Regions from separate parts of the Homo sapiens genome. Here region 1 is linked to region 2. A link is a contact called in ENCODE Hi-C or POLR2A ChIA-PET data. All regions are on one chromosome and are shown on one strand. Each heading gives the region's core, a stretch centred on a gene start or an enhancer-like site at or near the end of the contact. The rest is flanking DNA. Distances are from core to core; before and after follow the strand shown. Region 1 holds the start of DUSP3 (dual specificity phosphatase 3). Region 2 holds the start of NAGS (N-acetylglutamate synthase).

What was found. A loop is a pair of places that touch in the nucleus more often than their neighbours do. ChIA-PET counts read pairs that join two places held with the same protein, here RNA polymerase II (POLR2A). Pooled maps may share reads with other maps.
Region 1: a loop to region 2 is called in a map with no recorded cell type, with 13 times the contacts of the local background. The contact joins the promoter of DUSP3 here to the promoter of NAGS in region 2. A Hi-C loop is called at or near these places in 2 of 37 single-sample maps with no recorded cell type and 9 of 50 pooled maps. POLR2A ChIA-PET finds 5 or more read pairs at or near these places in 3 of 52 experiments (A549, PC-9 and endothelial cell of umbilical vein).

The regions. Positions count from the first base shown.
Region 1 is chr17:43,774,171-43,781,519 of GRCh38, reverse strand. It overlaps DUSP3 (dual specificity phosphatase 3), which reads left to right and starts at 2,543. Exons shown (of 3, transcript NM_004090.4): 1 at 2,543-2,720; 2 at 6,582-6,808. The coding sequence starts at 2,596. It overlaps CFAP97D1 (CFAP97 domain containing 1), which reads right to left and starts at 1,085. Exons shown (of 6, transcript NM_001136483.3): 1 at 934-1,085; 2 at 331-401. The coding sequence starts at 1,057. RefSeq lists a silencer at 2,363-3,052 and an enhancer at 2,985-3,279.
Region 2 is chr17:44,001,828-44,006,178 of GRCh38, reverse strand. NAGS (N-acetylglutamate synthase) reads right to left here and starts at 1,557. Exons shown (of 7, transcript NM_153006.3): 1 at 1,090-1,557; 2 at 268-542; 3 at 1-155. The coding sequence starts at 1,515. It also overlaps a transcript of PYY not described here. RefSeq lists an enhancer at 1-634.

The sequences.
Region 1 (7,349 bases), core at 1,294-3,793, 230 kb after region 2:
TCTCTACTAAAAATATGAAAAATTAGCTGGGCATGGTGCCACATGCCTGTAATCCCAGCTACTCTGGAGGCTGAGGCGGGAGAATTGCTTGAATCTGGGAGGCGGAGGTTGCAGTGAGCCGAGATTGTGCACTCCAGCCTAGGCAACAGAGCGAGACTCCGTATCAGGGGGGAAAAAAACGACTGGGGGTGACGCGTGGGGAGGAGGAGTATTAACAAATCTTTGAGTAGATGGGTATTTAGAAGGCTCTGGGAAATTGAACCTCTTTAGGAAACAGACTGGAAGTCAATAAAATACATCTGCACATCTGCAAGCAGCAAGAACAAATACCTGTAGTTTGCTCAATTTTAAAATGTGATTTGTGTGCGCCACTGGAGGTTTGGTATCAACAGTAGGCTTCGCTAGAGAAGGGGGATAAAAGGGAACAATGTTACATCACAGGAATTCCAGTAGCGGCCTCAGAAAACCAGCACTAGACAATGTCCTTGACTAATGAACAATTTCGAATTAGGACCTTAATGCGACTCAAGAAGTTTGGTTTGATTTATCAAATGAACATCTCTGGAGAGTTTTGAGCAGAAACAAAAGAATAGTGAAAATAAAATTTACAGAGATAAATGTCCTTCTAATCCAATGAAAGAGCTTCTCTTCCAATCTTTTTCCAATATTATTAGCCTGTCTATTGGCTTCTGAAGTCTTATCCCCTTTCTAACGTACTTCGGCTTTAAGGAGTTTAAAGGAGTATTTCCATCCAGTGAACTCCCTGGTGGAAGATACATTTTGTTATTGGTGCTAATGCCCTCTTCCCCAAACTCAGCAGATAAGGCCATATCATCCCAAAGCTGTGACCTGGTCTGGTTTCCTGTTGATCTCTTTATGGGGTACCATTCCAAAATCCCTAATAGCAGTGTCCAGCCCAAACTGCCCACATACCTATTTGTATTCTATTCTTGTGAGATACGTAGTGGCCAAAGTCCAGTTTCTTTCTGAAGGTTGTGCTTTGCCTGTGATTAGAGACGATAACAGGGTAGGCCAGATAATCCAGGGAATTGTTCATCTTCTCTTCCTAGTCTCACTTCAGAAATGAGGTACCCAGACTCCTCTGTGAGGTGCCTAGCTGTCCCCATGACAAGCTGTCATAGTTACCCAGTTATGACATCAGGGACAGGTCCCGGGAAGGGAGTAGGAGCAGCAGAGCATGGCTGGCTGCCTCTGGGCTTGTGTTTTTAATGCTAACCTCGGCTCAAGTCAAGATGAAGGTCAAGGAACTCGAAAGCTTTCCCCGCTGCTTAGAATGCAGATGCTGCCAGCCAACACCAGAAGGAAAGAAGTGGTGCACCGGGAGGGGTGGGCAGGCACGGGGTGGGGTGAGGGATACAGAAATTCCAGCCTTGGTTACACATCTTGGGCTATCAGCTAAGTAGTCTCCACTGCAATAGCTCCCCTGAAGGTGCAAGACCACAAGTTTTGGAGGAGGAGAAAGTTGACCCTAATGATAATCGGATCCAATTCCTTTTGCAAATGAGGAAACTGAAGACCACAGCAGCAGCAACGTTACTCAAGAACCAAGTTGGTGGCAGGGCTGGGCTCAGGATGTGGGGTTCCTGAATTCAAGGCCAAATTTGCCCTTTTGCAGGAAGGAAACTGCCAGTTTTTCATGGCAGTAGGGGAGGGCAGCTTTCCTCCAGTACAGAGACTATCTTTTGTACTTAGTGGGAGTTCAGGAAATGCTGAGTGGCTTATGGTGGGCTGGCATCTGCTCCAGGAAGGGCTGCAGGAGTCTGATTTATCTCCACCCCAGCACAGGGTATAGCACCCACTGGGTGCTCAACGCATTTGTTGATGAAGGACTAACACCTATTGAGTGCTCGCCATGCAGTGCTGGGTGCCTTCTTTGAATGTCACATTTAACCCTTCCAGCAACCCTAGAATTAGGTACCATTACTATCCCGCTTTTTTTTTTTTTCCCTGCAAACAGGCTCAGGTTAAGTAATTCCTCAGAATTCCAAACCTGACTGCTTTTAAGCACGACGATGACTCTCAATGAATGTTGAAAGCAGATGCGCCCCAGAGTAGGGCTTCTCAGACTTTGACCGTAGGGACCTCCTGGGGTCCGTAAAATGTCCACTCTGATCCAGCAGGGCTGGGCTGGGGCGGGGATTCTGTCAAGCGCCCGGGTGGTGCCTCCACTGCAGGGAGCCGCTCACGAGCCGAACCCGGCGGTCCCTGTAATCATGAAAGACTGAAGCGACCCCTAGGTGTACCTCCGCCACGAAATGTTTATTGGGCCCTGCATTTAATTCAGGGAAGGAAGTTACCGCGCTTGCCAGTTTACAAAGATACACAAACGGCCTGGACCGGGATGGGGCGAGGACCCCTGAGACTCCAGGGCGGTGGCGTCTTCCCCCCGGGACGCGCCCAGGAGTGGCGCGCGGGGCCCCCGCGTCACGGCGCCCGCGCTCCGCAGCTCCCGGAGCCCGGCGGGCCCGCCCCAGGGGCGGGACGGGGCGGCTCCCGGCGCGAGCCCCCGCCCAGCTGATCCGCCGCTCTCCGCCTCGCTTGCTCCTGCCGGGCGTGCAGGGCCCCGCCGCCGCCATGTCGGGCTCGTTCGAGCTCTCGGTGCAGGATCTCAACGACCTGCTCTCGGACGGCAGCGGCTGCTACAGCCTCCCGAGCCAGCCCTGCAACGAGGTCACCCCGCGGATCTACGTGGGCAACGCGTGAGTCCCTTTCGCGAGCCCGGCCCCGCCGTCCCTCTCGGGACGCCCCGCCCACCCGAGGCTGGGGTCGGGGTGTCGCGAGTCTTGGGTTGGGGGAGCCCGGGCGCGATGGCCCCTCCGGGAGCCACAGCGGGGGCTTGGGAGGGGCCTGGAGTCGACGCCTACCCCCGCGCGTGGGGCCAAGGAACTGGAACCCTGCCTGGCCGGGCGCGGCCCTTCCCCGTGGCGGGGTGCACGGAGCCCGGGTGGCGCCTGCCCGGGTCCCAGCCGCCACCCGCTTGGGGCTTGGCCTTGGGCGGGGTCGGGGCTACCATGTTCACTTAACAGGTGACCCTCGGTCGCCCGGCCGGTCTCCTGCCCGCGCGTCATGTGACAGCTGCCTGGTTCTGCAGTGAGGTCACCGCGGAATGTCTGCCTTCGCCGCCATGGCAACGGGCCGACGTCACAATTCGGGCATGGAATTTTCCCGGCCCGGCAGTCCCGGATCAGGGAACCTAAACACCCCAAATGAGCGAGTCCGGGGAGCTGGGCCGGGATTTCCAGGCCCCCACCTTCCAGATGTGATTTGATTTACAGGAGATTCTAGAACGGTCCAGTGATAACCCCCCTAAGGACCTGAGCCACCACCTAGAAAAGGCTCTTGACCTTTCACCCCCAGGCTCTGTCACCCAGGCTGGAGTGCAATGGCGAGATCTCGGCTCACTGCAACCTCTGCCTCCTGGGTTCAAGCAATTCTCCTGCCTCAGCCTCCCGAGTAGCTGGGATTACAGGCGCCCGCCACCACGCCTGGCTACTTTTTGTATTTTTAGTAGAGACGGGGTTTCACCATATTGGCCAGGCTGGTCTCTTGGCCAGGCTGGTCTCAAACTCCTGACCTCATGATCCGCCCACCTCGGCCTCCAAAAGTGCTGGGATTACAGGCGTGAGCCACCGCACCCGGACAGTAAGAGATTTTTTTTAATTTAAATTTTAAATTTTTTTTCTAGTAAGAATGTCTAATCAGCAGGAAAGAACCAGTGTTAACATTCTGAGATGTGAAATAGGAGCCTCAAGAAAGAATATATTAGCATGCCTGTACAGCCTTGGAAAGCCTCAAGTTGGATTTTCACGATACTCTGAGGACCCAGTTACCAAAATCCTAAGCTTCATGGCTCAGCCCAAGGATGGCATGTTGAAAACTCAAAACTAACCCTCCTCCCATTTTACAGAGGAGGAAATGGTGGCTCAGAGTGTGTGAGGGACTACAAGGACAGGGTCAATGTCTTGTTCATGTATGTATTTCCTGACCTCCGCTATGACCTGCTGTTTAGCCTGCCAAGGACTGCCACGGAAATGGGGGTCATCATGGAACTAGAAGGGGTCCATCAGGCCCCAGCCTCATGGGGACAGTTCTCATCCATTCCATCATTCATTCACCAGTCTGAGCACCTGCTTTATGTCAGGCACTGTACAATGTTCATTCATAGTAGAGATAGTAATAATGATAATTGTAAATTTTTTGAATGTTGAATTATTAATAGTATTAGAGGCCTGGCACGATGGCTCACGCCTGTAATCCCAGCACTTTGGGAGGCCGAGGCGGGTGGGTCACCTGAGGTCAGCAGTTCGAGACCAGCCTGACCAACATGGTGAAACCCTGTCTCTACTAAAAATACAAAAATTAGCTGGGCATGGTGCCTGGCGCCTGTGATCCCAGCTACTCCGGAGGCTGAGGCAGGAGAATCGTTTGAACACGGGAGGTGGAGGTTACAGTGAGCCAAGATCGTACCGTTGCACTCCAACTGGGCAACAAGAGCGAAACTCCATCTCAAAAAAAAAAAGTATTAGAGAAGGGAGATGAATGGGAGTGACTCTTCAAAGTGTTTTTTTCTATCAGCCACTGCTTCACAGTCTTGCGCGGTGTCCTAAGCAGGAATAAACAGAGTCCCACAGTGTCAGCCAAAGGCTTCAGGAATTGGAAAGCTCTAGAGACACCCTTCCTCTTGCACCAAGCAGCAAGCAGGCCTTGTTAGCCTCAGGAATCCCGCTTGCTTGGGCAGGTTGGCCATTCAGCTGTCATCACTTCCCAAGTGGAAACCAAGGTTGTACACGTCTGGTGTAGCCAGAGTGGCAATTGCTGATGGCCACTGTAGAAAATACATCCCTTGCCCTCTAAGCACCTCTGACCTTGACTTGGCCAGGGGTGTGGGGGTTCCTCAACAGGGAGGATCAGTGAGCACCAAGCACCAAGAGGATTTGGGCTCCATTCCCTTAACAAAATCAGGGCCGCAGCCACGTCCTCACAAGGCAGAGCCAGAGCCTGTGTGAGCCACATGTGCCAGGCCTTGGGGGTTTTGCAGCAGATGTGGGCATGAGGGGCAGAGTGAGGTGGAAGATAGAGCAGGGCTGGATGTCGGGAGAAAGGAGGTCTTCTCCCAGATCTGCCACCAGCAGCACACGGGGCCTGTGCCCATCCCTCTGCTCATCCTGTTGGGCCTGAGTTCAAGCTCTGTTAAGCAGGGATATTGCCATCCTTGTTCCTCACAGGGCTGCTCGCAGTGGGCAAGCAAGATCACACAGGAGGTGGCATTTTATAAAGTATAAACTGCTATTTGGACTGGGATGTTTTGTGAGATGAAATAAAGGGGCCTTTTCACCATTCAGACCAATTATTATTTTTATTTTATTTTATTTTATTTTTCGAGACGGAGTCTCACTCTGTCACCCAGGCTAGAGTGCAATAGCACAATCTCAGCACACTGCAACCTCCACCTCCCGGGTTCAAGTGATTCTCCTGTCTCAGCCTCTGTAATCCCAGAGTAGCTGGGATTACAGGCATGTACCACCACACCCGGCTCACTTTTGTATTTTTAGTAGAGACGGGGTTTCACCATGTTGGCCAGGCTGGTCCCGAACTCCTGACAGGTGATCCACCTGCCTCGGCTTCCCAGAGTGCTGGGATTACAGGTGTGAGCCACTGCACCCGACCTTAGATAAATTATTTTGTAACCTCCCATAGTTCTGTTGGGGCCACTTACTCCCCAAGTACTAAATCACCCAAAAGAGCTTTGGAAACGTAGCCAGTGGAATGTGGCAGGTAGGATCCCTCTGGGGGCAGGGAGGGGGCTGCCTGGTACGTGACAAATTTATTCTTTTGCACTCATTCACCGCTTATTTATTCAGCACCTACTATGTAGCAGGTACTATAGCAGATGGTGGGGAAACAGACTTAAAGCAGACATGGTTCCTCTCTCAAGGAGCTCACAGTCTGGATGTCTAAACACAGAAGCACAATCAAGCATTAGAATCATAGTGCTCACTACCGTGTCCAGCTCTGTCAATGGAATAGCCCATTTAATACTCATAACAACCTCAAGGAGAAGGCACTGTTATCCCCATTTTACAGAGAGGGAAACTGAGGCACAGAAAGGTTAAATGGCTTGCTTAAGGTTGCCTGGCTAGTACCTGGGCAGGATGCAGACCCAGTTAGTCTGGTTCCAGAGCCCATCTGTAACCAGTTGGCTATGTACACCCCCACCACAGCTTAGGGAGCATGGGGCCAAATGGAATGGAGGGGAGACAAACACTGCGGAGGGTGTGAAAGATGAGAGGGCGCATTTCTCCAGAGAAGGTGGGAAAGAGCATTCCAGACAGAGGGGACAGCATGGCTATGAAACCACCAGTCTATTTGGGGAAGCTGCTGGCAATTCGATATGGCCAGAGTGAGGGAAGAGGTCATAAGATGAGGCAGGAGAAGCTGGCAGGGGCCAGAGCATGGAGGGTTTCCTTGCTTTGCTAAGAGGCTTAAATCCTTCTCCATCTTCCTCCCCCTGGGGCTGCCATTTGGTTGGTTAATCATCCCCACCACTGTCTCCTGTCCAGGTCTGTGGCTCAGGACATCCCCAAGCTGCAGAAACTAGGCATCACCCATGTGCTGAACGCGGCTGAGGGCAGGTCCTTCATGCACGTCAACACCAATGCCAACTTCTACAAGGACTCCGGCATCACATACCTGGGCATCAAGGCCAACGACACACAGGAGTTCAACCTCAGCGCTTACTTTGAAAGGGCTGCCGACTTCATTGACCAGGCTTTGGCTCAAAAGAATGGTAAGGGACCTCCCACCAGGAAAAGATGGGAGGCAGCTCTGACTGGACTGTCCCTCTGGAAAACAGGCCCACAACAGGTCTCTTCTTAGAAACTCCCTTGTTTCCCATCTTCTGGGGTGAACGACAGAGCTGTAGGTCTCTCTCTGCTCACCTGGCTGGCTGTCAAGTGGCCCCGTGTGTCACAGGATGTGCAACTCATTCACACCATGGCAGCCCCAGGGTCCTCGCGTTTGACTGCACTTTGGCTGGAGGTTGGTTTCCAGTTGCTTACACGTCCCCCATTCAAACAGCTGTAACGATGAGGAAGATGTGTTAATGTGTTAATGTGCATGGCAAGAAGTCCTGAGGTGAAGGAGCATGGGGGCTGGTTGATTAAGGGGCTGCTTGATTCAGCAGCTCCATGGTGGCCTCTGGACCAGGCCCTTTCCCTTTCTCTCTTCTGCCACCTCAGTGTTGGGTGCTCCCGTCATGGTCCCAAGATGGGATCCAGTCACCACATCCAAGCAGGACAAAGTACAGCAGATGAGGCCCTGCAGCCATC
Region 2 (4,351 bases), core at 308-2,807:
GCAGCGCCTTGGCCAGCGACGCGGTCACCTCCAGGGAGTCGAGAAGCACGGAGCGGCGCGCGGCCGTCTCCCCGATGGGGCACAGGATGGGGATGCTGCCCGACTCCAGGCACCACTGCAGCAGGTCTGTCTCCACCGAGACGATGCCGCCGTAGCTGTGGGCCAGACGTGGTGCTCGAGAGGGCCCCCTCCAGGCCTGCCGGACGGGGCAGGGCGGGCAGAGTAGCACGCTCTGAGGACGCCTGGGCGGGCAGGGCGGGCACTCACCTGGCATGGGGAGCCGGCTCGGCAGCGCGTAGCACAGACCCGCCGCCAAAAAATGGCACAGCAGCGGCGGCGTTGTGTCGAAGCGCGTCTACCAGCACCTTGCAGCTCTTGGCCAGCTGCGCCTTGGCCTCCCAGAAGGAAAGACAGCCCGAGGGAGCCGTAGGGGCCGGCAGCCCCAGGACCACCAGCGGCTTCATGTCCATGCGCTGCAAGAAGGCCAGGGCAAAGGCCAGACTGGATACGCCCTGCTGGCACTTGAGCACCTCCTCGTCCACCTGCGGAGGAGTGGGCTTTCAAGGAGCGTGACACGGACCTGAGCCGCTGGCTCCCACAGCCTGGCCTGCAGGGCCGTCTCGGTGACCCTACCCTTCCAGAAGCTGTCAGGACCCAGTTCTGGCCACCAGTGCCCACCTGCTCCGCCCTTTGCCCCGTTGGGTCTTGCCACTCCCTTGTCTCACGCTGGGGTACCTCCCGCCCTCCTCCCTCCGACCTTGGACTCCGGGACATCTTTGGGGGAGGGGCAGTGCAAGCGGCTCCTGTCCAGGTCCTTCTGAACCCCTAACTGCGCCCATGTTGGGGGCCTTCTTCAGAGCATCACACCTGGCGGGTGGGGTCCCCCAGGATCCTCACTCGGGCTGGGCGGGAGGCTTCCGGAGGAGCTTACGGCCTCTCCCATTCCCGGCGGCGCTGGTCTGGGCCCTGCCGGGCTCCTTCCCGCTTCCGCTGCGCAGAGCCCGCAGCGTATCCTGCCATGCCTGAGGACAGGTGGCCGCACAACCCCATCCCCTCGCTGCGTCACGGCCCACGCCGGGCTCCGCTCACCTCGATGACGGCGAAGGGCTTGTCCGCGGAGTGATGGCAGGTCTGGAACTGCGTGAGCCAGTGGCGCGCCTCCCCAGGGCTGGCCCCGCACTGGTTCAGGAAGGCCTGGATGTCCCGCTGCACCAGCGAGCGGCCCGAAGGAGGCTCTGGGGACTCGTGGGGCACCGGGGGCCTGGGACTCGGCACCCACGACGGCTCCTCGGCGACGGGCGACTGGGAGACGTCGTCCGCGCCCGCGTACTCCTCGGGCGGGGGCTGGGGCTGCGACCAGGCGGTGCTGAGCCGGCGCCCCGGGCTGGTGCCCCTCGCCGCCCGCCGCCGCGCGCCACAGCTCAGCCTTCGGGCGCCCCCAGTGCCTCCCCGGCCTCTCAGCCTCGGGGCTACAGCAGCTGCCCGCAGAACCACAGCCATCAGCGCCGTCGCCATGACGACAACCAACTCTTGCCCCCCAAGAGTGGCAGTCTGTCTGGAGCGTCTGGCACTGGGGGGCTCTTAACTTGCCGTTGGGCGGGGCTGGACCTGGTCGGGGCGGGGTCCGGACAGGGGACCAGGAGTCTCCTCTGGGTGCGTTTGAGGAGGGTCAGGCCATGAGTCAGGGGGCGGGGCCACTAGGCTCCCCCGCCCCTGGAGGAACTGAACCCACTATCGGTCATGGGGCCGAGACTAAATGTGGCGGGTTGTCTTTAATCTGCTGCCAAGGTAGGTTCCAGGGGCGGCTTTGGGAGTCTGCAGGGCCTTGGATGATTGGCATTCTGACCAGAGAAGAAGGGACTGTAGGTGGCTTTGAGCACAGGGCTGGGCAGGGGGCTGGAAGGAGGGCGCTGGAAAGAGTAGAAGAAGGGGGGCAGTGGGAGGGCGGGGGCGGGTGGTGCTGGCCTTGTCTGTCCTGTTGCCTGAGCTCAAAAAAGATCCTAATGAATGACCATGAGGTTACCAGGGTTTGCCAAACTCCAGTCACTGGGTACCAGCTTGAGGAATTCTGTGATATCCTCAAAACACCCCTCAAAACTTATAATACTTTAGTGTTAATGCTTTTCTTTATCGAATATCACATCTGGTAAAAATAAAATAAAATAGAGTTTTTTATTTTGGTTTTTGAGATAGGGTCTCACTCTGTTGTTGCCCAGGCTGCAGTACAGTGGTGCAATCATAGCTCACTGCAGCCTCCACCTCCCAGGTTCAAATGATCCTCCTGCCTCAGTCTCCCTAGTAGCTGGGACCACAAATGCACACCACCATGCCCAGCTGATTTAAAAAAAAATTATTTTTTTTGAAGACGGGTGTTCACCATGTTGCCCAGACTGTTCGTGAACTCCTGAGCTCAAGCAGTCCTCCCACTTCTGCCTCCCAAGGTGCTGGGATTACAGGTGTGAGCTACTTCACTCGACCTCTGTAACCCTTTTTTTTTTTTTTTTTTTTGTTTGTTTGTTTGTTTGAGATGGAGTCCCACCCTATTGCCCAGGCTGGAGTGCAGTGTTGCGATCTCGGCTCACTGTAATCCCCGCCTTCTGGGTTCAAGCGATTCTCCTGCCTCAGCCTCCTGAGTAGCAGGGATTACAGGCAGACACCATCACACCCGGCTAATCTTTGTATTTTTAGTAGAGACAGGGTTTCACCATGTTGGCCAGGATTGTCTCAAACTCCTGACCTCGTGATCCACCTGCCTCAGCCTCCCAAAGTGCTGGGATTACAGGCGTGAGCCACCACGCCCGGCCCTCTTTAACCTTTTTAAACTTAAAGTTTATCCATGTTAGGTCTGTAACTAGGCCAGTATCACTTGCCATAAGCCTTAAGAATCAAGTGAGGAGGCGGGTGGGTCATTTGAGGTCAGAAGTTCAAGACCAGCCTGGCCAACATGGTGAAACCCCATCTCTACTAAAAATACAAAAATTAGCCAGGCAGTAGTGGCATGTTTCTGTAATCCCAGCTACTCAGGAGGCCAGAGAATCACTTGAGCCTGGGAGGAGGAGATTGCGGTGAACTGAGACTGTGCCACTGCACTCCCGTCTGGGCGACAGAATGAGACCCTGTCTCAAAAAAATTAAAATTAAAATTAAAATCAAAATTAAAAAAGAATCAAGTGAGAGGAAAACAATGTTATTACATTCCATTATATTCCATCTGCATAGCTTGCCTGCTTTCTTGGTAACATGGAAGGTTAGCAGGTGCCATGTGTTAAAGATACCCTAGCACCAAGCAAAGCCTTCTGTGTGGTAGAGGAATAGCTAACACATGTCGAATGCTAGGCACTATGCAAAGGACTTCACAAATAGTCATTCATTTAATCCTCTCAGTGACTCCAGGATAGCTATTATCATTATTCCCATTTTACAGATGAGAAAATGGAGGTACAGAAATATGTGAGGATCAGGGTCACTCAGCTCACAAGCCGTGGAGCTGGTCTAGGAAGCAGTTCTGCTCCAGATCCATGCTGTTAAGCAAGTTTTGGAAAGGAGTTGAAAGGCTTGAAAACATTCACAGGATATGATTCAATGTTACTTCATACTGTGTCCATGTGCTGGGCACTGTCAGCTGCACACATCCTGCCCTTGGGTACACTCTGATCCAGTCAGACCCTCTGTTGTTGTAGAGGGGGAAAGAGGACCCTCTGTTGTTGTAGAGGGGAGGTGACCTGGCCAAGGTCACACAGCTCGTCAGTGGCATGGCCAGACCCTAAGCACCCTCAGTTCCTACCCCTGCTCCTCCCTGCTTTCTTGCACGTGGTTTTGTCTCCCCATGCTGGAGTCCTGACACCTGGGGCTCTGCCTTTTTGGGGAGCAGGGCTTGGGCTACTTCCCTCCTGAGGAGTCTCCAGGGGAGGCCGAGTGAGTGCGCTTACCCGTTTCTGGGATCTTCCCCGCAGTCCCCCACCCCTCGGACACACTGTCCCGGGGGGGAGACTCTGTAGTGGAAGGAGGGGCTGACATAGGACCTCCTCATTGAGTTTTTTTGTTTTCCCACTTAGAAATCTTGGGTTCCAAGGCAAAGCATGAAGCAATGGCGTGGAGGGGCTGCACCCCCTACCTGGTGGGGCCACCTCCAGGGCCTTCTTTCTCTTCCCTCTTTACTCTCAGGCCCGGCCACACACACACTTCTCAGAATCCACTGGAGGAGGAGGTCTTAGCCTCCAGGGGCATAATAGTTTTCCTCTCCAAACTCCTTCAACCCAAATGTGCTTCTCTTTCCCTAGGCTGCAAGGCCAGCTCTTCATCACAGCAGGCCACCCCTGCTGACCCCTCTCCACTCAGAATTCCTTCTTGTC